Linked DNA regions of Homo sapiens: all the other regions are linked to region 5. The links are chromatin loops, found by intact Hi-C in ENCODE. Cell type or tissue: PC-3. All regions are shown on one strand. Each heading gives the region's core, and the rest is flanking DNA. Links, peaks and the distances in the headings are about the cores only. Region 1 has its middle 45 kb from the start of LAMP2. Region 2 has its middle 29 kb from the start of LAMP2. Region 3 has its middle 34 kb from the start of C1GALT1C1. Region 4 holds the start of CUL4B (cullin 4B). Region 5 has its middle 100 kb from the start of CT47B1.

What was found. Peaks named below come from ENCODE experiments on the same cell type or tissue, not always from the same donor. Only the 100,000 strongest peaks of a DNase experiment are listed, where the experiment ranks them.
Region 1: it touches region 5 in a loop (7-fold over the local background); 16 of 110 quality-filtered maps call a loop at or near these places.
Region 2: it touches region 5 in a loop (11-fold over the local background); 68 of 110 quality-filtered maps call a loop at or near these places.
Region 3: it touches region 5 in a loop (11-fold over the local background); 12 of 110 quality-filtered maps call a loop at or near these places.
Region 4: a loop joins it to region 5, with 7 times the contacts of the local background. A loop is called at or near these places in 3 of 110 quality-filtered maps.

What each region holds. Positions count from the first base shown.
Region 1 is chrX:120,510,735-120,517,150 of GRCh38, reverse strand. No RefSeq gene overlaps it. Among named protein-coding and RNA genes, the nearest start is that of LAMP2, 45 kb to the right of the region's middle. In PC-3, for the core only: a CTCF peak has its summit at 2,710 (motif pointing left); a DNase peak (open chromatin) is centred at 2,700.
Region 2 is chrX:120,495,181-120,501,596 of GRCh38, reverse strand. No RefSeq gene overlaps it. Among named protein-coding and RNA genes, the nearest start is that of LAMP2, 29 kb to the right of the region's middle. In PC-3, for the core only: a CTCF peak has its summit at 3,365; a DNase peak (open chromatin) is centred at 3,396.
Region 3 is chrX:120,661,007-120,667,422 of GRCh38, reverse strand. No RefSeq gene overlaps it. Among named protein-coding and RNA genes, the nearest start is that of C1GALT1C1, 34 kb to the right of the region's middle. In PC-3, for the core only: a CTCF peak has its summit at 3,134 (motif pointing right); no DNase peak of the experiment used is centred there; H3K27ac peaks cover 1,304 bases.
Region 4 is chrX:120,558,387-120,564,802 of GRCh38, reverse strand. CUL4B (cullin 4B) reads left to right here and starts at 3,841. Exons shown (of 20, transcript NM_001079872.2): 1 at 3,841-4,720. The coding sequence starts at 4,165. RefSeq lists silencers at 3,192-3,241, 3,542-3,621 and enhancers at 3,002-3,886, 3,595-3,889, 3,887-4,772. In PC-3, for the core only: no CTCF peak of the experiment used is centred there; DNase peaks (open chromatin) are centred at 3,282 and 3,752; H3K4me3 peaks cover 4,129 bases; H3K27ac peaks cover 2,369 bases.
Region 5 is chrX:120,767,667-120,774,082 of GRCh38, reverse strand. No RefSeq gene overlaps it. Among named protein-coding and RNA genes, the nearest start is that of CT47B1, 100 kb to the left of the region's middle. In PC-3, for the core only: CTCF peaks have their summits at 2,422, 2,633 (motif pointing left) and 3,888 (motif pointing right); DNase peaks (open chromatin) are centred at 3,952 and 5,192; H3K27ac peaks cover 2,906 bases.

The DNA.
Region 1 (6,416 bases), core at 820-5,819, 260 kb after region 5:
GTTGTATTGCCCAGGCTGGTCTCAAACTCTTAAGCAATCCTCTCACCTCGGCCTCCCAAAGTGCTGGTATTACAGGCGTGAGCCATTGTGCCCAGCCTCATGGCAATCTTTTATCATCCTTTTTAATTCTGCAAGATCAGTAGTAATATCCCACTTTCATTTCTGATTTTAGTAACTTGAGTCTATTCTATGTTTTTCTTTTTTTTTTTTTTTTTTTTTGAGACGGTATCACCCTGTTGCCCAGGCTGGAGTGCAGTGGCACAGTCACAGCTCACTGCAGCCTAAACTCCTGGGCTTCAGCGATCTTTCTGAGTAGCTGGGACTACAGGTGCATGCCACCACACCCAGCTAATTTTTTAAAAATTTTTGCAGAGATTGGGTCTCCCTATGTTGCCCAGGCTAGTCTTGAACTCCTGGCCTGAAGCAATCTTTCCATCTTGGTCTTCCGAATTTCTGGGATTACAGGCGAGAGCCATCATACCTGGTCTATTAGTGATTTCTAATTTTACTCCATGTGGCCAGAGAAGATAGTATATGATTTCAGTCTTGTTAAATCTATTGAGAGTTGTGTGGCCTAACGTGATTTATCCTGGAGAATGTTTCATGTGGAGTTGAGAAGAATGTGTATTCTACTGTTTTGTGTGGAATGTTCTGTATATGTCTACCGAGCCAAGTAGGTTTGTAGTGTTGTTCAGTTTTTCTATTTCCTTATTGATCTTCTGTCTAGTATTATCCATTATTGAAAGTGGGGTATTGAAGTCTTCAACCATTATTGTAGAACTGTCTATTTCTGCCTTCAATTCTACCAGTTTTTACTTCATATATAGTGGGACTGTTAGGTATGTCTGTTTATGATTATTAATACCTTACCCCTATATCAATATATATTATTGTTGTCTCTTGTAATAATACACTTTTTTACTTAAAAGTCTATTTTATCTGACATTAGTGGAGCAACCCTAGCCCTCTTTTGGTTTGGTTTGCTTGCAATGTCTTTTTCCATCCTTTCTCTTTCAACTTGTTTGTGTCTAGAACCTAAAGTGAGTTTCTTGTCGACAATTTATAGTTAGATCTTGGTTTTAAATCCATTCTGCCAATCTCTGACTTTTGAAATTGGAGAGTTTAATTTTTTTACATCTAAAATAATTACTGATGAGGAAGGACTTCTGTCATTTTGCTATTTGTTTTCTATGTATCATATTTTTTTTGTTCCTTAATCCTTTATTACTGCCGTCTCTTGTGTGTGTTTCTTTTTAAATTCATGGGTTTTTTGTTCACTGCTGTACTTGATATATATGAAGTAACAAATACTGCATTTTTACTTATATATTTATTCTTGGTTGAATTAATTTTATAATCATAAACATCTAGTAGAAATAACATAAGCTTACTCGACTAGTAAACTCAGAATAAAAGTTGTGTGTCTGCATTATATTTAATGCTGATGCTGACAACTCTGAAGGCATTTTCTTTTCTTTTTTTTTTTTTTAACTAAACCAACAGTATTATTTACCAAAGATTACCAGTCAAGTGAACTTGAAAAGCATTTGGGTTAGTTCTTCTGTTTTCTAAGAGAATACTTAATTTATGTAAGTTTCTCTTTCTGTCCTTTTTTTTTTTTCTTGAGACAGTCTTGCTCTGTCGCCCAGGCTGGAGTGCAATGGCGCTATCTTGGTTCACTGCAACCTCCGCCTCCTGGGCTCAAGCAATTCTCCTGCCTCAGCCTCCCGAGTAGCTGTGATCATAGGCACATGCCACCATACCTGGCTAATATTTGTATTTTTTGTAGAGATGGGGTTTCGCCATGTTGCCCAGCCTGGTCTTGAACTCCTGAGCTCAGGTGATCTGTCTGCCTCGGCCTCTCAAACTGCTGGGATTACAGGCGTGAGCCACCATGCTCGGCATTTTTTTTTTTTTTTTTTTGGACACGTGGTCTCTGTTACTTATACTGGAGTGCGATGGCAGGATCATAGCTCACTGCAGCCTGGAACTCCTGGGCTCAAGCAATTCTCCTGCCTCAGCCTCCTAAGTAGCTAGGACTACATGCACAAGCCACTATGGCTAGCTAATTTTTAAATTTTCTTTTGTAGAGACGAGGATCTCGTTATGTTGCTGAGGGTGACCTTAAGCAATCCTCCTGCCTGGGCCTCCCAAAGTTCTAAGATTACAAGCCTAAGCACCACACTCAGCCAGGTTTATTTTTCTTAAAGCCAGTGAAGTAGACCTTGTTTACAAACTACATAATACCATGGGGATAGAAAAATGTCATATCTACAGAGACATACATAAACATACAGATACAAACAGATTTTACAGCTTTCATTTAAAAATTTTAGCCATGTATCAGGTACAATAATATGAAACTCACTCGTTTGTAAGAGAATAGCTGTATCTAAATTGTGTTTCTAGCAGATAGAGTAAGTTAAGGTTACCTACTCAGATGGCTAAAGGTTTTTACAAGTATTTGTGGAAAAGACAAGATTCTTCATTTGCCCAATTTCCAAACAGCTCCTTTTTTTTCCTTCAGGTGAGAGTCATCTCCTTGAGATTTTCATTTCAAAAGAGATAGCCCTCAGGCCCTAGAGAAGAAATTTTACATCTCAAAGACACAGAGAAAGGATGAAAGTTCTCTCCTAGGAGTTTTGTAGCATATTTGCCTATTTCCAGAGGTCAGTCATGAGGCTGTGGACTAAAATGTAGGTGACTGAGGAGACACCTAGTGGTTGTCTATCTCCAAAGCCCATCGGAGTGGATGAAATATCCAGTCTATTTCTAACTAGCCTTCCTTTTCTTTTTAGCCTCATGTAATTGCTTTTGGATGTCCCTAAGTCTCTTGAGAGCCAGAGTTCTACAGTTCAAGAGACTAAGGGGCTGGAGTGGGAAGGTAAAAGGTCTCACAGTAGTGGACAGAAGGATGGAGGAGGTAGGGGCTTGGAGGGGGAACAGATCAAGGTTCAAAGAAACTGAATTAAAGATCGAAAGTGGCAGAAGGAGGAGCAGAAGCAACGGGGAGGAAGAGGTCTTAGCACCAGTTTGGGGAGATCTTAAGTTTTCTGAAGAAGCCAATGAAGTTTCAAGTTATTAGCAAAATTGTGTCAACGAAAAGGAGGTGGCCAGAGTTGGCAGAGCATATAGTTTGCAGGATTTTGAGAAAGGAATTTCAGTTGACTGAGGTTTCCATGGAAGGAACAGGATCAAAAAGAATAGAGAATATTCCTGGCAGAATTGAACTCCTTTTTTTTTCTTTTAAACCAAAGGTGTAATCATAATATGTTTCTTGCCCAATGTACACAGCAAATCAATATGCTGAGATGCTGGGTTACAGCAGAGAAAGAGGTTTTTGTTTTTTGTTTTTGAGACGGAGTCTCGCTCCGTCACCCAGGCTGGAGTACAGTGGCACAATCTCGGCTTACTGCAGCCCATGCCTCCCAGGTTCAAGCAATTCTCCTGCCTCAGCCTCCCGAGTAGCTGGGATTACAGGCGCGTTACCACCACGCCCAGCTAATTTTTTTATTTTTAGTAGAGACGGGGTATCACCATGTTGGCCAGGCTGGTCTCAAACTCCTGACCTACAGTGATCTACCTGCCTCAGCCTCCCAAAGTGCTGGGATTACAAGCATGAGCCACTGCGCCCGGCCGAGAAAGAAGTTTAATGGTAGGATAATTAAAGAGATGGGAGGAAACCTCAAATCTATCTCCCCAAGGAATTTGAGGTTAGGGTTTTAAAGGGTTTTGGAGTGGGCCAAAGTGTGGAGATTGTTGATTGGTTGAAGAGTGCAGGATGAAGTCATAGGACTTGGAGATGAAGAAACTGTATTCTTGGCCAGGTTGATGCCTATAATCCCAACACTTTGGGAGCCCAAGGCAGGAGGATTGCTTGAGGGAAGTAGTTCAAGACCAGCCTGGCTAACATAGGGAGACCCCATCTCTACAAAAAATTTTTTAAAATTAGCTGGGTGTAGTGGTATCTACCTGTAGCCCCAGCTACTAAGGAGGCTGAGGCTGGAGGATTACTTAAGCCCAGGAGTTTGAGGCTTTAGTGAGCTATGATTGTGCCACTTCACTCCAGCCTGGCTGAGGAGCAAGACTCTATCTTAAAAAAAGAAACAAGTATATTCTTGTGCTGATTTGGTTCCTCTCTGAGGGTCTTGAAACTGGTTGGCTTCAGCCTTTCCACTAGAATTCAGGATCCTGAGAATATCTTAAGCAGTCTTTAAACGAAAGCCTTATAATTCCAATGTCAGAGATCCTATCTATAGGAACAATGGGAATGCAAATAGTCAGTATCTAGTACTACATGACTTTCAGCAAAAGGAAAGTGGGCCAAAGGGCAGCCTGATTAATTTTTAACTATATTTCTGTCCAGAACCTGGCATGCAATTCATGTCACCCCACTGGGGATATTTTCAGAGTTATATTTATCGAGTGACTTGACCAAAACCAATAAGCCCTTAATGGCTTAACTGTGGGTATAAGGGGTGTCTTCATAGAGGGTGCAAAGATACAGCCCTCCCCCCAACTGCCAAGATCCAGAACCACTCCCAGAGATAGCCAAAAGACAGAGAATCCTCTGAGAGCTGGCAACAGTTGGTAGGACCCTAGATACAAGTAGGGTGCAACCCCCATTTCTGTCCGGCCATATTATTGGGGGCTGCCAACCTTTCAGTTGGCTGCCTGCAAATACAGGCTTGATAACCTGTGTGCCCGGACAGGTAGAAAGCCAAGCTAAGCTTTCAGGACACGAGACCAACAGGAAAGCAAAAGCTGTCTCTGAGAGGGAAAGGATCAAGCCAGAGTCATAATCCAAAAAAATCAATTGGTACAGATGTTTTCCTCCTGCTAATCAAAGTTAGAAAGTAAGGAGCAAAGAAAAGTGTTTGCCTTCCTCTTCTCTACTAGGTGCTACAGACAGATCCAGGAGAGTTGACTTTGGTAAGAATTCTTACCCTTAGCCAGCTTCTGTCAGTTTCCCCGGGATCTCATTGGCAGGTTCCAGAGTGAGCAGGGTACCCCAGAGATCCTATCCTCATCACCAGAAACTCTAGGGGAGGAAAGATAATTTTCTCTCTACCCTTCATAGTTGTTAATTGTGATGGACTCCTGTAACAAAAGATAGATTCACAAGAGAAAAACAGTTTAATAGCTTGTACAGCAGTCCCCCCTTATCTGAGGAGAGTATGTTCCAAGACCCCTGGTAGATGCCTGAAATCACGGATAGTACCAGACCCTATATATACATTTTTTCCTATACATACCTATACTTCATTTATAAATTAGACACAGTAGGAGATTAACAACAATAAAATAGGACAATTGTAACAATTTGCTAGCATTACTACTCTTGTGCTTTGGGGCCATTGTTAATTAAAACAAAGATTACTTGAACAGAAGCACTGCAGTACTGCAACAGTTGATCTGATAACCAAGATGGCTACTAAGTGACTAATGGGTGGTATATACAGTATGGATGTGCTGGGCAAAGGAATGATTTGCATCTTGGGTGGGATGGAGCAGGACGGCATGAGATTCCATCATGCTATTCAGAATGGCATGCAATTTGAAAGTTAGGAATTGTTTATTTCTGGAATTTTCCATGTAATATTCTTGGACCATGTTGACCACAGGTAACTGTACCCAGGGAAAACAAAACTGCTTATAAGGGGGGACTATTATATGCCTCATGTATACATCCAACCAGGGAAGGATGAGTAAATCTCCCCTTCTGTTGTATTTGATTGATTTTTTTTTGTAGTATACCGTTTTGATTCTCTTCTCATTTCCTTTTATGCATATCTTTTTTTTAAATAGAAGCAAAGTATCACTGTGTTACCCAGGCTAGACTAGAGCTCCTGGGTTCAAGTGATCCTCCCTCCTCAGCCTCCTGAGTAGCTGGGAGTATAGGTGCACGCCACCTCGCCTGGCTTATTTTCATATATATATCTTTTAGGGTTTTTTTCTTAGTGGTTACCCTGGGGATTATGATGGGCATCTTAAGTTTACAACTAACTAGTATGAATTAATACTAATTTAGCTTCAATAGTATATATAAAAACTGCTTCTATACAGCTCTACCTCTCCTCCTTTATGTAGTTATTGTCCCAAAGTACATCTTTATATATTGTGTGCCTATTTAGAGATGAAATCTTTCTCAGATTTCTTAGTCTGAAATAGCCAATGAGACATTCTTAAGTTGAAAGCAATATAAATATTGGCACGAGTTGCTTTTAGATATTCAATTGTTTTGTGTTAATTTAAAAATCCCTTCTGTGCATAAACGCATTTTCTTTTCATTAACTATATGTCAGAAGTTTGTTTCGTTGGTTTGTTTTTGTTTGAGACAGAGTTTCACTCTGTCACCCAGGCTGGAGTGAAGTGGCGTGATCTTGCCTCACTGCAACCTCCATCTCCTGGATTCA
Region 2 (6,416 bases), core at 423-5,422, 270 kb after region 5:
TTCGAGACCAGCCTGGCCAACATGGCGAAACCCTGTCTCTACTAAAAATACAAAAATTAGCTGGACATGGTGGCGCTTGCCTGTAATCTCAGCTACTCGGGAGGCTGAGGCAAGAGAATGGTTTGAACCCAAAGGCGGAGGTTGCAGTGAGCCAAGATCATGCCACTGCACTGCAGCTTGGGTGACAGAGAGAAACTTCGTCTCAAAACTAAATAAATAAAATAAAATAAAATAAAAGTGCCTGACCTGTAATAGGCATTCAGGAGATGGTAATACATTGCAAAATCTAGATAATACCTTCTAAAATCCTATAGAAATGGGGTAAGGGGATACACAATAGGAGGAATTTTCTGTGTTGTTTTTTGTTTTATTTTTTAGATGTGACCCTCCTTCATAAACATTGATTATTTTAGCTCTTTGCCATAACATCTTTAAATTCAAGATGTCACAATAATAGATTTTGGAGAAACTCAGGGCCATCCTGTGTCATACAGGATTAAAAAAATACTTTTGGAAAGTGGACAGAGACCTCTAACTCCACCTTGACCAGCCAAAAATAAGTGCTCTGGAAATTAGCCTAAGACACGCATTTCCCCAGTCAAAATATATGGTTCTTATAGATGTTTTTGACCTTCGTTGATGCAGCTTTCTTCACACGCTGCATGATTTAGTGTTTGTCCATTAGAACGTTTACTACTCTTAACTGTTCATATGTATTTTGTACAATCCTGCTAATTTTCATATTTATTTATTTCTAATTTCATTTATTTCTTTTTTCCTTTTTTTTTTTTTTTTTCCTGAGAGACAGGGTCACTTTGTCACCCAGGCTGGAGTGCAGTGTCGTAAACATGACTCACTGCAGCCTCAACCTCTTGGGCTCAAGTGATCCTCCCACCTCAGCCTCTCAAGTAGCTGGGACAACAGGCGTATGCCATCATGCCCAGCTAATTTTTTTTTTTTTTTTTTTGAGACAGAGTCTCTCTCTGTCTCCCAGGCTGGAGTGTAGTGGCACGATCTCGGCTCACTGCAACCTCCACCTCCTGGTTTCAAGCGATTCTCCTGCCTCAGCCTCCCGAGTAGCTGGGACTACAGGCATGTGCCACCATGACCGGCTAATTTTTGTATTTTTAGTGGAGATGTGGTTTCATTATGTTGGCCAGGCTGGTCTCGAACTCCTGACCTCGTGATCCACCCACCTCGGCCTCCCAAAGTGCTGGGATTATAGCCGTGAGCCACCGCCCGGCCCATGCCCGGCTAATTTTAAAAAAAATGTTTCGTAGAGATGGGGTCTCATTATGTTGCTCAGGCTGGTCTCAAACTCCTGGGTTTAAGCAATCCTCCCACCTCGGCTTCCCAACCTGCTGGGATTACAGGCCTGAGCCTTTGCACCCGGCTCTAATTTCATTTATATTGTAACCCTATGTCACTTCTTACTGGGACTTTCAACACTCTTTATATGTATCAGATATATAATATGTTAATAACGTTCATTAAACTACTCAAACATAAGCAAAATCACAGCAAACATGCCTGATGAACCACCAATGCCAGAGACCAAAATGGCAGCCAATAACCATCTGCTGGTGGCAGAGTTGATGACATTTGCTCTTCACATGTGGTTCTCTAAGAAATGTTTTAAGCAGAGGAGTCTCTGTGTATAGAGAACTTACTACGTGGCAGGCATTGTGCCAGGATTGGGAAATGCAGTGGGGAGCAAGCCAAATCTACTCTCTGCTCTCCCCAAATTCCCAGTCTAACAGAGGACACAGATCAGGAAGTGGACAGTTGCCATACAGTGTGGTGAGATGATGGGGAGCCGAACACCCACAAAGAAAGGTCACCTAATCCAGGCTTGGAGAACAGAGAAGACTTCCTGAAGGAAGTGATGTCTAAGCTGAGCCAGTAGGACGGGTAACATTGAGTCAGGCAAAGATGGAGGGAAGTGGGTCCTAGGCAGGGAACATGGTCTTTTCAGAGAGCTGAGTGATGAGGAAGGCTGGAGAGGTAAGTGGAAACCAGGCCACACAGGGCTTTATAAGCCATGGGAAAGAAGCAGGGAGTAGTTGGGTCCTCTGGAAGAAGACCTTGAAGTCTCAGCTGTCTCTTTCACTTAGCACTGTGAACTTGGACAAGTTACATATGCCTTTAAGCTTCAGTTTCCTCATGTGTGAAATGAGGACAAGGCTGGTCACGGTGGCTCACACCTATAATCCCAGCACTTTGGGAGGCTTAGATGGGAAGATTACTTGAGGCCAGGGGTTCCAGACCAGGCTGGGCAACATAGCAAGACCCCCACCTCTAAAATTTCCCTTTTTAAATTAGCCAGGCATAGCGGCACATGCCTCTAGTCCTAGCTACTCAGGAGGCTGAGGCAAGAGGATTGCTTGAGCTCAGGAGTTCGAGATTGTCTGGGCGACAAAGACCCTGTTGAAAAAAAACCAGAAAAATGAGGACGATATTCTAATAATAACTACCTCATAAGCTTAAGCTTAAGTGTTAAAAGTGGACATAAGTTACCAAATACATAATATGTGCTCAATAAGTATCAGGAATTTCTGTTCTCTTATTTTTTAGAGATGGGGTCCTTAGCAATTATTTCTATATTATTTCCTCTAAATACGAAGTTGACATTTTGGCTGTTGGAGACTTGGTGGTTTCATAGATTTGTACAGGTTATATGTATGTGTGCATATATTATATAATTATAATATAAATTAATTACATAATTATTTAATTATAATTATTTATAATATGCAATTATATATATAATTGCATGTTGGCTTTTTATCATTCCTATGCATTAAAAACTTTTTTTGCATTTACATGTTTTTGTTTATAATCTTCGTCTTTTGCTTGTTTGTTTTTGTGACAGTCTTGCTCTGTCGCCCAGGCTGGAGTGCAGTGGCGTGATCTCGGCTTACTGCAACCTCTGTCTTCTGGGTTCAAGCGATTCTCCTACCTCAACCTCCCAAGTAGCTGGAATTACAGGCGTGCGCCACCACGCCTGGCTAATTTTTGTATTTTCGGTAGAGATGGTGTTTTGCTATGTTGCCCAGGCTGATCTAGAAATCCTAGCTTCAAGCGATCTGCCCGCCTCGGCCTCCTAAAGTGCTGGGATTACGGACCTGAGCCACGGCGCCTGGCTTATAATCTTAGTTTTGTTGATTACGAAATTGTTTTATATATTGATATAGTGCTATTCTGTCTCCCTTTCTTTTCTAACTTCTCGTCCATGGCTTTATATCTTAAACATTATTATACTTCCTCCAGAGACAGTGTTTTCTCTCTTCCTCCGTCTCCTTGAAACTTGTTGGTTTTGTGCCTTCCTGCTTAGGGACTCTAAATTGGTACCGCTTAGGAAAGAGCGCCCTCTGGCATTCATCCGGTGTCAGTTCAAGAGACCATTTTCCATTACTGCGGTCTGTGGTCCCTGCCTGCTGGCTATGAGCGGAAACCTTCAGTCCCGGAGAGCGTGGAGGTTGTTAAAACTGTAGGTTTCACAATTTAAAAAAAAACCCGGCCGGGCGCGGTGGCTCACGCCTGTAATCCCAGCACTTTGGGAGACCGAGGTGGGGGATCACCTGAGGTTAGCAGTTCGAGACCAGCCTGGGCAACATGGTGAAACCCCACCTCTACTAAAAATACAAAAATTAGCCGGGCGTGGTAGTGCATGCCTGTAATCCCAGCTAATCAGGAGACTGAGGCAGGAGAATCGCTTGAACCCGGGAGGCGGAGGTTGCAGTGAGCCGAGATCACGCCACTGCACTCCGGCCTGGGTGACAGAGCCAGACTCCACTCAAAAAAAAAAAAAAAAAAAAAAAAAACCCTCTGGCTGTTATAAAATGTCCTTGTCCTTGAAATGTCGAAGGTATCACACACCTACTTATCAATATAAAGCCCACATTAATGTATCCATGCACAAAGATTATTACATACAAAGAGACTTCCCTAAAAGAAAAAGCACAAGGATTTGGAGCCCTGGCATCTAGGTCTACATATCCACTATTACTGTGTGGCCTTGGGAAAGTCTTTCTCTCAGTTGATCCTCTCATTTTTAAAATGAAAATGTTATATTAGATCGATATTTTGCAAAATGTTTTGTAGAATACTCTCTATTATGTTGAAGGCATCACACGCATACAAAAGAGAGAGGGGAGGAGAGGCTACATTATCAAATAAATTTGGAAACTGAGGGGTAAGCAAAATAAAAGTGTTTATTGCAGGACTTTGGAGAGATTTTATAGTGCTAAATACGTATTATGAATTTACAACACATGTCTACAGTTTCCCAACACCAGTTGACAACAGAATCTTTTGCTGACAGAGCACCTTGCAGGATTCTGTAATAATGCAGTATCCTTGCAATGTTGTAGTATTCTTGCAGGATTCTGAGAAAAAATAATTTTGAAAATGCTGGTCTAAGTCTGGCCAACATGGCAAAACCCCGTCTCTACTAAAAAGACAAAAATTAGCCAAGTGTGGTGGTGCACACCTGTAATCCCAGCTACTCAGGAGGCTGAGGCAGGAGAATTGCTTGAACCTGGGAGGCGGAGGTTGCAGTGAGCTGAGATTGTGCCACTGCACTCCAGCCTGGGTGACAGAGCAAGACTCTGTCTCAAAAAAAAAAAAAAGAAGAAAAAAATAAAAAAGACAAGACAAGCCAATGCTGGTCTATGCCACCATTTAATTTGGCAAATCTTCCTGATCACTGGATCCCTTTGCTAGATAAAGACAAGGCCAGGCAACTAATGTGCTGTTAGGACGCCAAGTTAATGGTAAGGAAAATCTAACAATAATCATGAATATAGCCTCTTAATCATAATAACAACAGCAATGATAATAGTTCATGTTTACTGGGAGCGCAACATTCCAAGGCACTGTACCAAGTGACTTATAAACATTATTTCATTTCATCCTTGCAACAAACCACTGAGAGAATTTATATTATTATCATCACCATTTTAAAGATGAGGAAACTTGAGGCCAAGGCAGGCCAATCGCCTGAGGTCAGGAGTTGGAAACCAGCCTGGCCAGCATGGTGAAACCCCGTCTCTACTAAAAATACAAAAATTATGACCGGGTGCAGTGGCTCACTCCTTCAATCCTAGCGCTTTGGGAGGCCGAGACAGGCAGATCACTGGAGGTTAGGAGTTCAAAACCAGCCTGGCCAACATGGTGAAACCCCGTGTCTACTAAAAATACAAAAAAAAAAAAAAAATTAGCTGGGTGTGGTGGCACACACCTGTAATTCCAGCTATTTGGGAGGCTGAGGCAGGATAATTGCTTGAACCCAGGAGGTAGAGGTTGCAGTGAGCTGAGATCACACCACTGCACTCCAGCCTGGGCAACAGAGCGAGACTCCGTCTCAAAAAAAAAAAAAAAAAAAAAAACACCAAAGATGAGGAAACTTAGTATGAGAGTGATTGAATAGCTTAAAGTCACAAAACTACTAAGTGTTAGAACTGGGATTAAAATCCAGGCTGTCTGCTGCAAAAGCTAATATGGTAAGTATGCTATAGTTAAGGTGACCACATAACTTCTTGTCCAAGTTGATGCACTTTTGAGTGGAGAGCTCTGAAACCAACTATATAACTTTTCTGAAATATTTATTTTGTACCAAAAATTGATTTTATTATATTAGTGTGCAAAAACCGTTGTCAAAAGTAAAATGCTTTATTTAAAAAACAAAGATAACATTCATCTGTGTATATTAAAGCAAAATGTTATTTATATTGATTATCTGAAAATTTTCAAATAGCCGGAGTAATTATTATTGGTACATGTTCACATAGTCTAATCAGTTTCTTAGTCCTGTCTTATAATGGATCACTGGTATTTTTGTGAAGAAGGTATTGTTTCAATATGATTTTGTTATTTTTATTTTATTGTATTTTTTGGAAACAGAGTCTTGCTCTGTCACCCAGACTAAAGTGCAGTGGTGCGATCTCCGCTCACAACAACCTCCGCCTCTCCTGTTTGAGCAGTTCTCCTTCCTCAGCCTTCCGAGTAGCTGGGATTACAGGCGCACGCCACCACACCTGGCTAATTTTTGTATTTTTAATAAAGACAGGGTTTCACCATATTAGCTAGGCTGGTCTCAAACTCCTGGCCTCAAGTGATCCGCCTGTCTCCACCTCCTAAAGTGCTGGGATTACAGGTATAAGCTACCATGCTCGGCTGATTTTGATAGTTTTAAACTTTAAAATAAAATGGTCCGCAATCATTTTTAAACTTGCATTTTAGGCTGGGTGAGGTGGCTCATGCCTGTAATCCCAAAACTTTGGGAGGCCCAGGAGGGCTGATCACCTGAGCCCAGGAGTTTGAGACCAGCCTGAGCAACATAGTGAAAACTTGTCTTTATAAAAGAGAAAAATTTGCATTTTATGGCTAAGAAATTTGAAATTGTTCATACCTTC
Region 3 (6,416 bases), core at 593-5,592, 110 kb after region 5:
ATTTCTAAGCCCACGTAGGGTTGATATTTTAGGGTTCATTGTATTTATCACAATTTGAAATAATTTTGTTTTTCTATCTAACTGGTATGGATCAGATCTGTCCCAATTTTTCAAACAGTCAAGCCCCTTAAGCAACAGTGCATTGGTAGCTGCTAGGTTAGCTTAGCACACTTCCATAGATTCAGCCAATAAGAAGACAACTAGCCCAAATGGATACAGTTTATTACTAACACAGGCAGCAAAACAAGATCAGTATGATGTTGCTAATCCCACAGGATGACACTGAATTAGAGATGTCAGATGGCAGATGACACAAGCAATGGGTCACTCTGGTGTGCAGAAGCCAACTCTAAATTATAGCCAAGCAGTTTATGCTACAGCTCTACTGAAGTGGGCTGTGTGTGTGTATGTGTGTGATGGTACAAAGCTCTATGTTTCACTGGAACCAGGGAGGCAAATAAGAAACTACCTCATGGCACCCTCCCACAAGATAAGGAGGCAGTTGAGAAATGAGCTTGTGACAACTTATCACAATATTTCTTATCTTGCCATGTTGCAGAGAGATCACAGAGTATTCCTCCAAGATTTGAGTCAGACCATGGTTGAACCTTGGCTGTGTGACATAGGTGAAGGTGTTCAAGGTCACCAGGGCATCACAGCAGAACCATTCATTCCTCTACACTCACAACTAGAATGAAAGTTCCATGAGTCTAATGTCTGTATCTGGCTTGCTATACTGACGGTACCTAGAATAGCGTCTGGCACATACTAGATGCTCAGTAAATATTTGATCTAGGAATAAATGAATGAATAGGGGTTTATAGTGTCTACTCTTATGAGGTAAGAAAGATGTGTCTGCCATCTCTCTCCCTACCTCAAAGTGGGATCCATGTCCTTTTCTTTCCTGGTTCTTCATCTCTAATGGTTTACTTCCATCAACTGCCATCCAACTTACTTGCACTACTAAATCAGATTGAACAAATGACATTTCTAAGATATTTATTTACTCCTCTTCCTTTTTCCTCATTGAATTTTCTTGGTATTTGCTAGGAACAGTCTCTAGAAAAGTTGAATTGACTATGTTAAGATGTTGGGTCACTGACTTTTCTCCTATAGCAATGTGGTTCTCAACCCTAACTGTACATTAGAATTAACTTTTAAAAGGAAAAAAAAAAAACTTTTTCTCAGGCTCCACTGCTGGAGGCTCTGATTTAATCACTTTCTTGTGGGGCCAGAATGTGGGTAATTGTTTTCTAACTCCCCAGGTGATGTTATTTTACATCCAGGGCTGAGAACCACTGCATTAAATAAAGTATAGGCTTGTAGCCTGCACCCAGTGTTTTTTGGTGCACCTGCTCTTGAGACCTTAAATATCTAACAGAAAACAAAATATTTCATTCCATAAAAGAAAGGGAAAAATCAAATGTGAATACCCTCAGGAGAGGAATTAGACTGACCTAAAGATAGTAGGGTTTGAGCCCTAGATTCCTAAATCAGATGATCTGAGTTGGAGTGCAGACTCTGCCACTTAACCACCAGATGATTTTGGACAACTAACTTAACTTCTCTAACATGGGAAAGTACCTATCAGTATGCCTGGCATATAACAGGTCCTCAATATATTTTTATTGACTCTGTATATGAACCTCTGAATTCCATCTGTAAGTTGAGTGTAATAATGCCTGCCTGCATCCTGGGGTTGCTGTGAGACTGAAAATAGATAATGGGCACGAAGGCACTTTTTTTAAAAAAAATGATGTTTTTATTTACTTTTTATTATTATTTTTTTTTTAGAGAGACAGAGCCTCACTCTGTCACCCAGGCTGGAGTACAGTGGCATGATCATGGCCTACTGAAGCCTCAAGAGATTTCTGGGCTGAAGAGATCCTCCCATCTCAGCCTCCTGAGTAGCTGGGACTACAGGTGAGCACCACCTCATCCAGCTAATTTTTAAATTTTTCTTTTCATAAGACAGGGTCTCACTTTGTTGCCCAGGCTGGTCTCAAATGCCTGACTTCAAACAATCCTCCTGCTTTGGCCTCCCAAAATGCTGGGATTACAAGAGTGAGCCCCCACCCGCTGTCATGACTGCATTTTAAAATGCTCAGGTGCTGTACAAATGAAAAGGATAAACATTATTTTTCTTTTGTAGTATTGTTAAACATGTATATCACTTTTTTAAAATGTTTTGAAGAACCTTCATGCCTGTGGTCCTATAGAGTGTCATGAGAGCCCTGGGAAGTAAATTAGGCATCAAGTTAACTGGTAAGAAAACTGAGATAAGAGAGGTTGTGTGATCTGCGCAAGGTTGTTCAGCAAAACTAAGACTGGATCCCAGGACTGTTAAATCAAAAGCAGTGATTCTTAGCCAGGCACAGTGGCTCACGCCTGTAATCCCAGCACTTTGGGAGGCCGAGGCGGGCAGACGGTTTGAGCTCAGTAGTTCATAGACCAGCCTGGGCAACATGGCAAAACCCCACCTCTACAAAAATATATATATATTAAAAATTAGCCAGTCATGGTGGCACGCACCTATAGTCCCAGCTACTCAGGAGGCTGAGGTGAGAGGATCGCTTGAGCCCAGGAAGTTGAGGCTGTGGTGAGCTAAGATTGCGCCACTGCACTCCAGCCTGGGTGACAGCACAAGACCCTGTCTCAAAATAAATAAATAAATAAATAAATAAATAAATAAATAAATAAATAAAACAGTGCTTCTCTTCACCAGATGACTGTTATAAAAGGTCTATTAATAGCTCCCCTTAAATAAGTAGATTGGTTATCTGATCAGAGTTCTGAATTGTTGAACATGTTGGGACAATTTCTCTTACTTGACCCATTCGAAGCATGGATTGTACCTGAGGAAATCCAATAAATATTTCCCAGGTCTATATTCAATCCTCAGGTACACGATTTGTTTTGGGTTTTTGTTTCCCTCCACCTCTAGTTTTTCTTATGAAATATTTCAGTAACCATGCTGTTGGTACGTTGAGCAAAAGAAAAAGAAACCTTCCCAATTTCACCATCATCACCTTAGTTTCTTACCATGTGATGCTTTTCTAATTTCAACACTAAAAAAATACAGTGAAAATGACAACACCAAAGATGAATAACCACAAGATGGCAGAGTTTACCATTTCATTTTTTTTCTTGTTTATATCATTTATTCATTCATTCATTCAAGAATTATTCCCTGAGTGTCTACTATGTGTCTAGTGCTTTTCTAGGAGTCTAGAGGATTACAAAAGAGGTTTACATGTGATATAGATCCTGCTCTTGATGAGCTTGTGGTGGGGGGAGCCTGTGGGAAAGACATACCTGAGAACATTTAAATGAAAATACATGGTAATGTGTGATTAAAGACCAAATGCAGAGTGCTGTATGAGTTTGCAATGAGCCAGAGAAGTCTGTATGGAGGAGGGGAGAACAGAGCTAGGGCTTGAAGGATGAATAAAATAGATCGATGTAGGAAAAAAGAATAAATCCCCAGCAAAGGAACCAGTGTGGTCTATGCCACTTAGGTAGAAATGAGCAAGACACAGTCCCAGGTTAGTGGCATGACTAATCTAGTTATAATAAACAGATATTGGGTAAACAAGAATGAAATAAATTAGATCTCCATTGATTTTGTTAGAATGATGCCCACCACGAAAGCTAAACTTATCTATTAAGTCTGCCACTAACTTATTGCCTTTAGGCAAGCCGCGTGACTGATTCAACTCTAGGGTTCTCCTTTGTAAAATGTGCAGGTTGAACAAGATGACCTCAAATAGCCCTTCCAGATCTTAGAAGAAAAGGAGGGAGGGAGGGAGGGAAGGAAGGAAGGAAGGGAGGGAGGGAGGGAGGGAAAGAAAGGGGAAAAGAGAGGAGAGGGAAAAGCTGATTCTAAGTTCCCTAGCAATTACTCTATGGCCTTTGACATGGTTCAGTTGCAAAAAAGAACAGTGATAGTCTGGTATGGTGGTTACAACTTGGGGTCTACTATTAGCTAGCCTAGTTCAAGTCTTGGATCAGTCACTTAATAGCTATTTAACAATAGGCAAGTTAGCTTAGCCTTTATAAGTTTCACTCATTCATTCAACAAATATGTATGTAACACCTTACTGTGTTAGTCAGGGTACTCCAGAGAAACAGAAACAATAAAATATATTTATATCTATGTATGTATTAATAGGAAGAGAGACTCAGTTGTAGGAATTGGCTCACACAATTATGGAGGTCAAAGAGTCCCATGGTTAGCTTTCTGCAAGCTGGAGAACCAGAAAAGCCAGTGGGATAATTCAGTCTGCATCTGAAGGCCTGAGAACCAAGGAGCTCTGATGTGTGAGAGAAGACGGATGTCCCAGCTCAAGAGAGTGAATTGACTCTTCCTCCAAATTCAGGTCTTCAATAAATTGTATGATGGCCACCCACATTAATGAGGATAACCTTCTTTTTACACTCTACCAATTCAAATGCTAATCTCTTCTGGAAACGCCCTCACAGGCACACCCAAAAATAATGTTTTACCTGCTCTCTGGGCATCCCTTAAGCTAATCAAATTGACACATAAAATTACCATCACACTTACAATATGCTAAGCCCTATGTTAGTCATTGGGAATAGAGAGATAAACAAGACAAACAAGATCCCTTCCCCGGAACTTATAGTTTTGTAGAGGAGATAGCCCAAACCCAGAAAATCAAACAGCCTGTTACAGCATGCTGAGAAGAAATAAAACTCCATCATGATACGTGATTGCGATTGAGTCTTCGTGTAATCTTGAAAAACAAAGGGAACTTTCAGGGAGGTAAGAAAGGCTACAGAAGAAGGTTGCAGTCAACCTTCTGAGAATTACAATGTATTGTTTACTAAACGTGCTGGCAACGTCATCTGGCATGCAAAAACAATGGACAAGGCCCCAAATGATTGGCTTTCTAAACGGTAGTAAACCTCAAGGGTACCAATATAAAATTTATTCTTTGCTAGCGGGGAAAAATATTTTAAAAAGTTAATCTATCCTTTTTGGACTTTTGTGTCCTGATTCTCCAAAACTGATCACTTTGAGGAAACTGAATTAATTACGCATGTCCTTTGTTTGAAGGATTTTTTTTATTTTTTATTTATTTATTTATTTTTATTTTATTTTATTTTTTTTGAGACGGAATCTCCAGTGCCAGGCTGGAGTGCAGTGGCGCGATCTCGGCTCACTGCAACCTCTGCCTCCCAGGTTCAAGTGATTCTCCTGCCCCAGCTTCCCGAGTAGTTGGGACTACAGACGTGCGCCACCACACCCAGCTAATTTTTTGTATTTTTAGTAGAGATGGGGTTTCACCATGTTGGCCAAGATGGTCTCGATCTCTTGACCTCGTGATCCACCTGCCTCGGCCTCCCAAAGTACTGGGATGACAGGTCTAAGCCACTGCGCCTGGCCTTTTTTTTTTTTTTTTTTTTTTTTTTTTGAGATGGAGTCTCGCTCTATCACCCAGGCTGGAGTTCAGTGGTGGGATCTCGGCTCACTGCAACCTCCACCTCCCGGGTTCAAGTGATTCTCCCTGCCTCAGCCTCCCCAGTAGCTGGGATTCCAGGTGCCTGCCACCACGCCCTGCTAATTTTTGTATTTTTTAGTAGAGATGGGGTTTCCCCATGGTGGCCAGGCTGGTCTTGAACTCATGACCTCAGGTGATCCGCCCGCCTTGGCCTCCCAAAGTGCTGGGATTACAGGTGTGAGCCATTGCACCTAGCCTGTTTGAAGGATTTAGATAACAGCCCATTTTTCTCCACTCAAATGTTATCTGATGTGCTAGCTGATGATAAATCATTGCTGCTCGTTTAGATAGATTCAGTTTTTAATTTTTTTTTTATTTTAGAGACAGGGTCTTGATCTGTCACCCAGGCTAGGGTACAGTGACACAATCATAGCTCACTGCAGCCTACGCTTCCTGGGCACAATTGATCCTCCTCCACCGCAGCCTCCCAGGTAGCTAGGCCTACACGTGCACACCTCCACACCCAGCTAATTTAAAAATTTTTTTTGTAGAGACAAGGTCTCACTCTGTTGCCTTGGCTGGTCTCAAACTCCTGGCTCAAGCTATCCTCCTGCCTCGGCTTCCCACAGCACTGGGATTATAGGCGTGAATCACCATGCCAGGTACCAGATTTATTTTTAAAAAAGATCTTTGGCTAGGAAAGCCTTCATGATCCAAGGGATTGAATCTCAAATGGTGGAATCTGAGAAATTAAGACATGCAATGCAGGAAATAGGTTCAGGAATGCCCATTGCCCTGTGTGGTTTAACTCAGGCAGTGGTTAGGAGCAGGTGTTTGAAATCACATAAGTGGGCTTTCAGATCCAATTGCAAATCCTAGCTCTGCAACATATTGGCAGGGTGATCAAGGTAAGTTAATTCAGTTTCCTCAACTGTAAAACAAGGATAAGAA
Region 4 (6,416 bases), core at 1,321-6,320, 210 kb after region 5:
TACACATCTTGATTAGTGTGGCTCCCGTGAGTTCAACCTTGAAAATGTATTTTAATGTTGAGAATGTGTTTAACGTTGATTGGCAAACATTTGGGTGTACAGAATATACGCTTATGTTCTTCAACTAGCCTCAATTAGTTGGTTCTTGATGTAAAAGATATTTTACAAACCAACTTGGAAGGTTTTTGTTTTTTTTTGAGACAGACTCTTTCTCTGTTGCCCAGGCAGGAGTGTAGTGGCACAATCTCGGCTCACTGCAACCTCCACCTCCTGAGTTCAAGCGATTCTTCTGCCTTATCCTCCCGAGTAGTTGGGATTACAGGCACCTGCCAACGTGCCCAGATAATTTTTGTGTTTTTAGTAGAGATAGGGTTTCACCATGTTGGCCAGGCTGGTCTTGAACCCCTGACCTCAGGTGATCGGCCCGCCTCAGCCTCCCAAAGTTTTGGGATTACAAGCCTGAGCCACCTAGCCTTGTTTTTTGTTTGTTTGTTTGTTTTTTGTAACAAGGTCTCACTCTGTCACCCAGGCTGGAGTGCAGCAGTGTGAGCTTGGCTCACTGCAACCTCTGCCTCAGGTTCAAGGGATTCTTTTGCCTCAGCCATTTGAGTAGCTGGGATTACAGGTGAACACCACCATGTCCGGCTCATTTTTGTATTTTTAGTGGAAACGGGGTTTCACTATATTGGCCAGGCTGGTCTGGAACTCCTGGTCTCATGTGATCCACCCATGTTGGCCTCCCAAAGTGCTGGGATTACAGGCATGAGCCACCACGCGTGGCCAGATCTGTGCTTTTTAAAACCAACATGTAACTCAGAAGACTGAAGGGCTTAGATAACCATGTGAGATAGGGAACTATTATTACTAGAATGTAGTTAAATATTAACAGGACTCAGCTATCATTTAGGTTAGTAGAAAAGTTTATCTTTGTATGGCAAAAGCAGCTTTCTCTTATCTTTATGTCCATTCCCTTTCAGTTGCACTAATATTTGTAATTTTTTAAAATGGCTAGCACTTCATATACCCTCCTAAAGATTTTAACTACATGAATTAGAACAACCTTGTTCATTAAATCCTGAAAATGAGTCAGTTAATCCTCCCTTATAAAGACACAGCATTATTTTATTCACATGCAATGAAATACTCAATTCAATAAGCATTTACCCTGCATTTACAGTGGTTCAGCATTTTGTGAACTGTGAGACACGATAAAGGAAAGTTCAATGTATTAAGGTGTCTTTCCTGGCCTTAAGAGTTTACTGTTTCTATTTGGGCAGCAAGAACTATATGGTAGGCCCAGCACTTTGGGAGGCTGAGGCAGGCGGATCACTTGAGGCCAGGAGTTCGAGACCAGCCTGGCCAACATAGCAAAACCCTGACTCTACTAAAAATACAAAAAAAATTAGCAGGCGTAGTGATACATGCCTGTAGTCCCAGGTACTCAAGAAGGCTGACGCACAAGAATCGCTTGAACCCGGGAGGCAGAGGTTGCAGTGAGCCAAGATTACACCACTGCAGTCCAGCCTGGGCGACACAGCAAGATTCTGTCTTCAAAACAAAACAAAATGAAAAAAACTATGTGGTATATTCAAAACAGATAGGAGTGCTTCCATCTGTCTCCTTTCAGGCCCCCATCTCCCTTCTCAGCGGTTCTAAGTTCCATTAGAGCCTTGCTTTCAGCAGGCTGTCATCAAATAGCAATGATATTGTCTAATAATGCCAAAGGTTGATTTGCATTTTAATCAGGGACTTTTCAAGACACAAAAACAAGTGGGCCTGTTTAAACAAAGTTAGAAAGTTGATTTATTTGCAGGGTTCTGATTCACCTATCACAAGGTATACCATACAAGCTGCTTTTACTCCACTCACAATCCTGTCACCCCTGGTTTGTAAAAGCTCTGCTTGCTGGATTGTCTCCCTGCTATCTATGATCGCCTACAGAGTAGACTCCAAATTCTTGGCTTGGTGTGCCAGGCACTTTTGAGCCTCATCTTCCTTACTCCCAGCCAGACATCCTACTTCCCAGCCTCACTGCACTTTCCATGTTTCCATAAACAGGCCTGGCCCTTTCACTCCTTGCTTTGCCCTTGTTTCCGTTCCCCAGAATGCCTTTCATCCTGTTCCCTCTTCTCTTTTTGGCAACTCCCACTTTGAGACACAGCATAAACATAATCTCTGTAGAACTCTTCCTATTCCAGATTTCTCCCAAATTTCTTGTTTTGCCTCTTCTGACAGCACTTTGTATATATGTCATATTATTGTTATGGAAATTAGTTTTGAAACTATCTTCCCCTACTGGCTTCTCAAGGGCAGAGACCTTGCATAGTCTTACCATACATGCTAACTGAATGCTTTTGCAGTTAGAATGATCAACAGGTTGGCAAATTTAGTTTTTGATATTGTGTTACCTCCCTCTGAGAATGCCCCAAGGTTAAGTAAAAACTCCCAACAGGGAATTTACAAGGTTTATTGTTGCTAATTTAACCAAACTTAAAGATTTTTTAAATCAATAATCAATTGTAAAGCATGGGGTCATGAAACACATTAGTAGAAAACACTGACTTTTGCCGATATGGTTCTAAAATGTCTCCTTTGGGACAGCGTGTAAACTGAGATTTGGCAAAAGAAGGAAGTGGGTCTTAGCTTTGTTGGGTCTATAAATTACTGAGTTAAGGACTGATAGAGTGGGGGTTAGGACGATCCTGGGCATAGTGCTGGGTGGGTGAGGGGTTAGTTACCTTTCCATTTCTTCGCCTTAGAATACACACTTAATTTGGCCAGCCAGCTTAGAAAATGCTCCTGGTAGTAAGATAAAAGGATTTACAGCTACATGAAAGAGAAAGGCATCAAAATTCAGGCCTTATTCAGCCTTGGGTCTGTGGTGCCTTGAGATAAAAGAGAAACAATTTATACCGGCACCGAATTAAAAAGTCCTTTTCTTCCTATCTTAGCTCGTTTTCTTCTCCTTTCCTATCTTAACATAGGGACATTCCTCTCCAGCAGCGGGCATAATGGCATGATTATGTTTTCCTCTATTTAGGGTTACTCCCCTAGCCTTGCAACCACTCCTTATTCTTTCATCTCTTTCAAAGTTTCTATTCTCCCGGACCCTTACGTTTTATTCCGTCCCTCCCTCTCTCCTCCTCTTCCTCCTCCTCCGTTTTCCCAGCTAGCTCACTCCGCCCCTCGCCGTCACTACCTTCCCTCCCCCGAGGCTCCTTCCCGCTCCTCCCGCCACCCCCCCCACCCCCTCGCCTTCAGAAAGCTCCAATCAGGAGCTCCGAAGGTGTCTCGAAGGCCCGCCCCCTCCTCCTATCCACTTTTCTTCCCCCCAATTTCTCCCTCCCCCCTTCCCCCCCCCACTCAAGTCCTGCGGACCTGGGGGCTTCGGGATCTGGGCGCTATGAAAAGTGTCTGCCCAGTCACTTCCGGTAAGGGCGCTGCGGCGCGAAGCTTCCCGCGGGACCGTTAAGGAGGGAGTGGGAGTTCCCGGTGGGCCAGGGAAGGAAGGCGCTGCCAGGAAAGGGGATCGCGAAGGGGAGCGGGAGCAGGAGCGAACTAGCGCGAGCGTCTGGGGCACTTTAGCCGCCCCTTTCCAGCCGCCCCCTCACGCGCGAGCTCCCCCGCCCCCCGGGCGGCTGCAGCGCTTCCCTCACCCCCACTCCCTGAGGTTGACACCGCCCCTCCCTCGGCGCCGCGTGACCGGAAATGGCGCCATCTTTAGCCTCTTGTGCTATTGACAATAACAAGCCCTGGTTCTTTCCCCCTCCCCCTTTCCCCCAACCACAGCCTCTCCCCTCCCAGGGAGAGGGAGAAAAGGAGGAGGAGCTGCAGCCTCACAGACTCGCTGAGTCGCTCCTGCAGAAAGGGGGGGAGAGAGATCGAAAAGCAGGGGAGGGGGACGGCACGGCCGTTTACCTGTCTGCCTCCTCATTCGCTCTCCCCCCTCGTTCTGCTCACTCCTGGTGTCAGCCTATCCGCCTTCCCAAACCCTCCCATTCCCCCGGTGTAGCCCCCCCCTTCACTTTCCTTCTCGTCCTCTGTGTTTCTCCTCTCTTCTTTCTTCCCTTCCCCCTCTAGCATTGCTACCTTCTCTCCTACACGCACGCAGGCATATAAACGTAGGTTTTTGATGCTCCTCTGCCTGTTGACCCCGCTATTTTCATGTTTCCAACAGGTTTTTCTTCCCCCAGTCCCTCAGCTGCTGCTGCTGCTCAGGAGGTCAGATCTGCCACTGATGGTAATACCAGCACCACTCCGCCCACCTCTGCCAAGAAGAGAAAGTTAAACAGCAGCAGCAGTAGCAGCAGTAACAGTAGTAACGAGAGAGAAGACTTTGATTCCACCTCTTCCTCCTCTTCCACTCCTCCTTTACAACCCAGGGATTCGGCATCCCCTTCAACCTCGTCCTTCTGCCTGGGGGTTTCAGTGGCTGCTTCCAGCCACGTACCGATACAGAAGAAGCTGCGTTTTGAAGACACCCTGGAGTTTGTAGGGTTTGATGCGAAGATGGCTGAGGAATCCTCCTCCTCCTCCTCCTCATCTTCACCAACTGCTGCAACATCTCAGCAGCAGCAACTTAAAAATAAGAGTATATTAATCTCTTCTGTGGCTTCGGTGCATCATGCAAACGGCCTAGCCAAATCTTCTACCACCGTCTCTAGCTTTGCTAACAGCAAACCTGGCTCTGCTAAGAAGTTAGTGATCAAGAACTTTAAAGGTAACCAAGGCCAAAATCCATAATCACCTAATAAGGATTTGACACTCGAGGGGTCACGTGCTCTATTTATGTTAATATATTAAACAGTTTGGAGGTGGCCTAATGTTTTATGCATAATCAATGAGGTGGAGGGGAGGTCCTTTTTTGGTGGAGGGTTCATTTTCCGGGGGTGGTTAGGATCCTTGTGCTGAAGCATACACCGGGTGTTTCTGTGCAGTATTTTGAGGTCTTTTTCAACCTATTGTATTTAATCTGTTATTCCTTATAACACTGACAATCGGTATGATTGATCCGGATTTTGCAGGTGAGAAATTTGTATTCTAAAGAGGTTTATTTATTTCAGGTGCATAGCGAGCCTTGGCATTGCTGGGATTTTTATTTTTATGCTTCAGTAGGCCACATTATCCAATGCCTAGAAATGCAGGTAGCAATAGTGATCTTTTTATGCTCAAATAAGATTTATAATTAGATTTATACTGTATTCATGAAACTCATTTGGAAGGAATATTTGAAGAAAAATTTATGTTCTCTGCATTTCTTTCCAAAGGTAGGGTTTGAAAGTGAAAAACATTGTGTATACACAGAAGTAGTAACTCTGTGTACCACTAGTCTAAAGATAGGAACAATTACTACATCTATTTTTTCCATCACTAAAATGGATTTTAAAGTATCGACCTGCAGCTTTTAGGAAAATTTGTTCAGACCGTGTTTGAGATATGTGAGGAGAGTATTATGAATACATTGAGGCAAATATAAAATCAGCAATTTTTAAAAATGTATTTGAGCTGAATTAATTTTTATTTGTTGAATGTGTTTCTGTTTTTCTGACTTACTTTTTCAACACCCGTAACTGCCAGGTAATCAGTGCTACAGTGTTTATTAAATAGAGAAGTAAATGAATGAACTTAAGTAATATTTATGAGATAAGTGCTTTGTGGCTGAATATTAGTATTGAGAAGATTAGGTTCTCTATGCTTGTGTTTTTAACATTGTGTGGAAATCAGGAGTATGCTCTATTTTGTCTCAAGCAGAGGGCTATGGTGTTGTCTATTTTTAACCCTTTCTTTTTTATATCACTACCTTCCCATACCCAGGCTCTCAGTTTCTGATTTAATAGTAGAGCTTTCTGAAGTCAATATGAATTGTAATTGAGTAACGTTTTCATTATTTCACTTAAAAATATATGGATTTTGTAGCTAAAGATTTTTAAATGAGTTATGATCCTGGTTGCATTTTCAAATTGGTTTCAGAGATTTTTTTCTCTCCCTCCTAAAATAAAAGCATATTATTAAGGCATTTGGATATTCTAATTAAAACTTTTTTCCCCACACTCATTGCTAGTCAGTGAAGTTTAAAGCCTAGAGTAAGATGTTTCTTTCTATTCTGAAAATGCAACATGGTTTCTGGAGTCATTTCTTTCAGTCTTTAAAAATTTCACTCTGCTCGTAAATGTAGTTTAAAACCTGAGTTAAGATGTTTCCATTTCTATAGATGCTGCATAAATGTGGGGGTCAAACAGACCTGAATTAGAATCCCAGCTTTGCCATTGACTAGCTATGATGACCTTGGGCAAGCTTACTAAATGAGTTCCAGCCTCAGTTTCCTCGGTTGTAAAATAGATTCCTCAGGGTATTGTTGGGAAGATTAAGAGGCTTATAAAGTACCTTGCACATAGACAGTACTTTAAATCTCAGGT
Region 5 (6,416 bases), core at 863-5,862:
CCAATATCTCCCCACCCCATCAAGAGATTGTGATGTAATTCATCTGGGGTGTGGCTTGGGCAGGGAAAACCCTCTGAAGACGCAGCACGTGCAAAAGCCCCAAGGTATGAAGCTGCATCAATCAGGAAACTACAAAGAGTTCCACATGACAGGCATGAAGGTGGGTGTGTCAGGGAGTGGTGGTACGTGATACTGGAGAGCAGCCAGATTATGCAGGACCCTGTATGGTAACGTGAACAGTTTGGAGTTTACACAGAGGGAAATAAGAAGCCATTGAAAGATAGAGAGATGCATGATCAGATGTCTTTACATTTCTAAAAGAAAATTACTCTGGTTACCATGTGGAGGACAAGTGATTGAGAAGATATCAGACAGGTGAGGGAAATCAGTTGAGAGGTGTTCCAGTAAACCAGGTGAGAAATGAGGACCACACCTAAGACAGTGCACTGAGGATGGAGACTGAGTCGACGGGACAGGTTCAAACAATATTAAGGGAGTAGAACAAAAAAGACTTGATGACTTACTGAATATCAAAGACGGAAGAGGGGAGTCATTTGTGTATATCTGCATGGGGTGGGGACATTTAGGGTGAACATAGACTGGGATACAGATATGTCTAGGTATACCTAATAAACTAATATAGCCAAGCATCAGTTTCCTGGGTCCTGTGTTAAGAAGTGTGAGTTATTGGCCGGGCGCGGTGGCTCACGCCTGTAATCCCAGCACTTTGGGAGGCCGAGGCGGGTGGATCATGAGGTCAGGAGATCGAGACCATCCTGGCTAACAAGGTGAAACCCCGTCTCTACTAAAAATACAAAAAATTAGCCGGGCGCGGTGGCGGGCGCCTGTAGTCCCAGCTACTCGGGAGGCTGAGGCAGGAGAATGGCGTGAACCCGGGAGGCGGAGCTTGCAGTGAGCCGAGATTGCGCCACTGCAGTCCGCAGTCCGGCCTGGGCGACAGAGCGAGACTCCGTCTCAAAAAAAAAAAAAAAAAAAAAAAAAAAAAGTGTGAGTTATTGCTGTTAATATGATCTCTATTTTCATATCAAGATAGTCATCTGTGGAAACTTGCAGTAATCCTAGGAAGACTCCAAGGCTTCCAGCTTAGGAAACTGAGTGGACACATTTTAGTGAGAGCTTCCCTGGAAATTGCTCAAATTAATAATAACAGAAATCCAAGACTGTAAGTACAGGGAGGGTTGAACCTCACTAAGCTGGAACCACAATGCGATTTGGGGCCCTAGCTGGCTCTGGACCTATATGCTAGTGTTCCATCATTAACCCAACTCAGTTCTACTCTTCAGTCTGATTCTTTCTGTTATGTTACCAGATAGCAGATTTTTTTTGTGGAAGCAGAATGATATTAACATATTAATCATAATAGTTCCTATCCCATTATTTCCTGTTATCATTACTGTTTTCCCGTTCCTCCCACTCATACCAGAGGGCTCCTTGGGCGACAGAGAAAATGAAGCAGATGAGAAGCAAAATCATTATATGTTAGTGGGAATCCCTGTGCCCTACAAGCCTGAGCCAATTTCTTGGGGACAATCATAAAACCAAATGAATAGGCTGGGGGCGGGGTTCAAAAATAAACTGGACATGTGCCTAACTTCTTAGATGGAGCCCAGAGAAGTGGAAAGCCCTGCAGAGTTATCCCTCACCAATATGCAAAAGGAGCAATAGAGATGGTTGTGTCACATATCTATGCAAAGGAACTGAGATAGCCTCATGGAACTTCGCAACAGTGGTGTTAGGAGCAGTCAGATGTACCCCTCTGGGTACAGAGGAGCAAGGAAATAGCTGAGAGAGAGCTGAAATCAGGAAGACTTGGCGCTCAGGACAATAATCTAACAGTGGATGGCTTTCTACCACAGTAGAAAGTGAAAACACCACAAACATAGATGCCATCTGCAGCTGGGAAGGAGGAGGTTGGCACTCTGAATTCACTAAGGAAACCCTGAACTAACTGAAATTTAAAATGACGGAAATTAAGTTTCTGCCAACTGGCCAAATGGAAACTGAAAACAGATATAGGAAACAAATACGTTACATTTTATAATAAGTTACATAATATGGACTGAGATTCCTATCCAACTACATTTACTTCAAGTTGAGGCTCTTCGTGAAGGAAGAAATCTGATTGTGCCAGTTCATATTGCATGCTAGGCCATGGGGTCACTAGCCAGTGAGGAGATTACTGTCCTTGAAGTAGCAGGTGCTCATTCCTGATCCAATAAGGAGAAGCAGGTCTGAAATTATTAGTTGAGGCTGATTATTAGCAGATTGCTCTAAAAGAAATCTCAGTGGCTTAACACGAAATGGCTTAATGGTTTATTTCTCACACATGCTATAGTCTAATATGGAACATGGAGTGGCGTGGATGGCTTTGCACCATGCAGTCATTCACATATCCATGCTCTTTCCATCATGTGGCTTCTGCCATCTTTTAGGGTCTCTGGGTCTTCCACTGGATCCTCTTTTTCTGGCAGGTTCATGTGCCAGGCCTAGAAGTGGCACTCATCATTTTGGCTCACATTCCACTGACAAGAACTGTAATACAGCCCCATCTAGGAGCAAGGGGGCAGAGAAATGCCATCTGGTGGTATACTCAGGAAGAAGAGGAGAAGACAGACATTATTGAGCCCTACTTGTCTCAACCAGGGAAGTGAGGACTGAGGAAGGGTCAAGCTAGATGGCGGCAGTCATTTTCCTTTCCCCTCCCCAAAAGGTTCTGTACAATGCTTTTCACTAATGAGTAAAACTTAGAGAAGTTCCTGGAGTAACATCTGTTTTTAGAGCAGAAGTTTCCAGAATAGATAATTAATGCTATGGAAAAGATAGGAGGAAGTGAAGTTCCTCACATTAAAAGCTGCCTAACTGAAGCCTTCAGACACGAGGAAAAAAGCTTGAGAAAGTCACTCTGAAGACTATTATATAGGTTGATTATAGCCATAATGACCCATAAAGCTTGGAATTCCATACTGTGTCAGAGCCTCCAGGTATGGAGCATTCTTGAATCTAATTTGTATTCTAACCAAAAAGTAAAAGGCCAACCACCAACAAACCAACTAAAAACCCCACCCAGTTCTCTTGACACACTTTGCTCTTAAGGGAATATGGACAGAAACACTTAACTCAAAGTGAACCCCTTAACTCAAATTGAGCCCCTGAATTCCAATAATTTAATATCTGTTGGCTGTGTGTTACATTCCTAATAAATAGCTTACATTTCAAACTCTGTTTCAGCAACTACTTCCACAGAATCCATCCTACAACATCAGACCAGGTCAGTTCAGTGACAATGCCAAGTGTGTTTAGTGCAGAAAAAAGCAAGTGACTTCTGGGGCACTTGGTCAGGGCTCAGGGTCACTGCTTGAATGGTTGCCAAGAGACAGAAGTTTGATTTTCTCTGGCCACAAGTCTCTGGCACTGAGAACTACATAGATTTGTTGAGGGCCCTGAAACTGAAGACAAATCTGATGACAGAAAGACAGAAGAAGGAGACCTTATCCCTGGGAAGAACTATCCATCAATATAGAGACTTAGTTAAATGAATTAGGATGCACTGCTACACCAGAATGATCCACAGCCCTTAAAAAGAAAGAAACAAAAGTACATTTGCTGACATGGGAGAATGCCCAAAATATATGGTTATCTGAATTTTAGAAAGCAAGTTTTAGAAAAACTTTAGTAATATGATACCATTTTAAAATTAACACATTTTAAATAAATTGGAATTTTAAGAATTTGAAATATTGTGATATAAAATATTTTAGCTTCAGTATATGTACAACGTTTGAAATAATGCAAGTCCTCCCAAATTAAAATGTCACTAAGAATCACATAATTTCAAAGTTGGAAGTCTAAGTGAACTGTAAGTCATGTTTACACTATTGCCACATGGTGGCACCAGTTTAGCTGACAAACAGAAATTCTGCCCTTCCTTTGTCAAGGCTGGTTTTGAATTACGCAAATATCTAATTATGTGGTGCCCTCAGGAACACATTCCTTGCATAAAACACAGCTGACCTGAGTACTGGTAGGCAGAACATCTGGAGGAATAGGTACCAAACTTAACCGCGGTCATCTCTGGAGAGTGGAAGTGGGGAGGGTGACTGTTGCTTGTCCATGTTTATATACTTACAATTTTATTATTTTTATATTCAGTAAGAATGGGAAACAATTTCTGATTAAAATAAATGCCTTCTTTGGATTCTTAAGCAAAACCCCAAGTGTATTTCAAATGCCATGCAGATGGCAGACAACACACACTAGGCAAGGGAAGAGGCATGACATCCTTTGGCCAGACATCTGGTGCTCCATATGAAATAGAGTCAAAGCCAAAGGAATGGGAATGCCTCAGCCATTCCGGCCCTAGCGATGTCTCCATCATGTCCAGGGTTTTTTCCCGGGCTCCCTCAGCATAGCAGTCTTTAGCCCAGCAATCATGCACGTAACCACTGGGCAGCATGACCTTACCCCTCCCCCTAATTCTGATCCTGGAGCTTTCATCAGCCTCAAAGGGCCCAGTGCAGTGGCTCATGCCTGTAATTACAGCACTTTGGGAGGTCGAGGCAGGAAGAACACTTGAGGTCAGGAGTTCGAGACCAGCCTGGCCAACATGGTGAAACCCCATCTCTACTAAAAATATATAAATTAGCTGGGCATGATGGTGCACGCCTGTAGTCCCAGCTACTCGGGAGGCTGAGGCATGAGAATCCCTTGAACCCAGGAGGCGGAGGTTGCAGTGAGCCAAGACTGTGCCACTGCACTCCAGCCTGGGTGACAGAGTGAGACTCTGACTCAAAAAAATAGAAGTAATAAAATAAAATAAATTAATTAATTGATAATGCCAAGATTGAAAACTTTGGCAGCTCATAATTTTGCTGAAAGAAGAATGGCCATCGTCTTTGCTCAATAACTGCAAAATATTTTCATATTTAGATTCCCAAAAACCAATTCAGATGACTGATTCAATGATGTTTTGTTTTTCATTTCTACATCATCCTTTTCTTTCTAGTCATCTTTGGATACACATCTGCTTTCAGCATTTGTCCACTTATAAACTATATCAAGTAAATTTTCATGTAGAAACATAAAAGTCATACATCCTTTTAGCAAAACAGGATGGCTCAGGTTCCTGTAACCAAATATTGCCTGATGAAGTCCTTCCTGTTGAATGACTAACTGGATAAGAATGCCATATTTCCTTTTTGTACTTGGACATATACTATTCCCTCATAGGTTCTTAAGTTTGAAAAGTCGTATCTAAGATATTGACATCTGTAGACTCACAGTCTGAGATTTCACTTATATGAGCAATTTTACCATCACCATTAGTCTAGAGTGCTGTCGTGTGTTTTGATTCATCTAATTTATCTAATCTAATAATTGAGAAATGTCTGTTCTCTGGGAACAAGTTGCTTCACTGAGACCTAGCTTCTCTAAACTTGGAACCCTTAAATAATAATAATAATAACAAAAAATGACAAGCTGCTCCTTTTCAACCTTGAGTAGCTTCCCACTTTGGTAAGAATAAAGCCAGATTTCTTACAATGGTGTCTAAAGCCCTCACAGTCTGCCACCTCATATTCCTCTGACCTCTAACTCCTTCTGGTCTCACCCTCATTCACTCTGCTTCAGCCTTACCAGCTTCCATGCTGTGTCTCCAATACTCCAGGCATGTTCCTGATTCAGGACCTTTATACTTACTAGGCCCCCTGCCTGGAACACTATTCTCACAGACTGCTTATTACTTTCAAGGGAAAAAACTGTAAGCACACAGTAGAGAAATTGGAAAACACTTTTTGAAAAGATGGTCAACGTTAGCATTATCAAAGGGGCAGATGGATATCAAGGACCTCTGTGATGTACTGAGATGGACACAGCACCACTTATGTAGTTTTCCAAACAGGGACACATAACCTCAATCTAACCATGAGGAACCATCAAAAAACCCAAAATAAGGAGTGTCCAATTTTTTTTTTTTTTTGGAGACGGAGTCCCGCTCTATTGCCCAGGCTGGAGTGCAGTGGCGCCATCTCGGCTCACTGCAATCTCCACCTCCCAGGTTCAAGCAATTCTCCTGCCTCAGCCTCCCGAGTAGCTGGGACTACAGGTGCCCGCCACCATGCCCAGCTAATTTCTTTTGTATTTTAGTAGAGACGGGTTTTCACTGTGTTGCCCAGGCTGGTCTCGAACTCCTGAGCTCAGGCAATCCGCCCACCTCGGCCTCCCAAAGTGGTAGGATTACAGGTGTCAGCCACTGCGCCCAGCCTAGGAGTGTTCTATTATTTTAAAAAAAGATCTTATTCTTCAAAAGTATCAGTGTCATAAAAGGCAAAAGCTATGGAAATGTTCCAGATTAAAAGAGGTGAAAGAGACATAGCCAAAGGCAATACCTGACTCTAGAT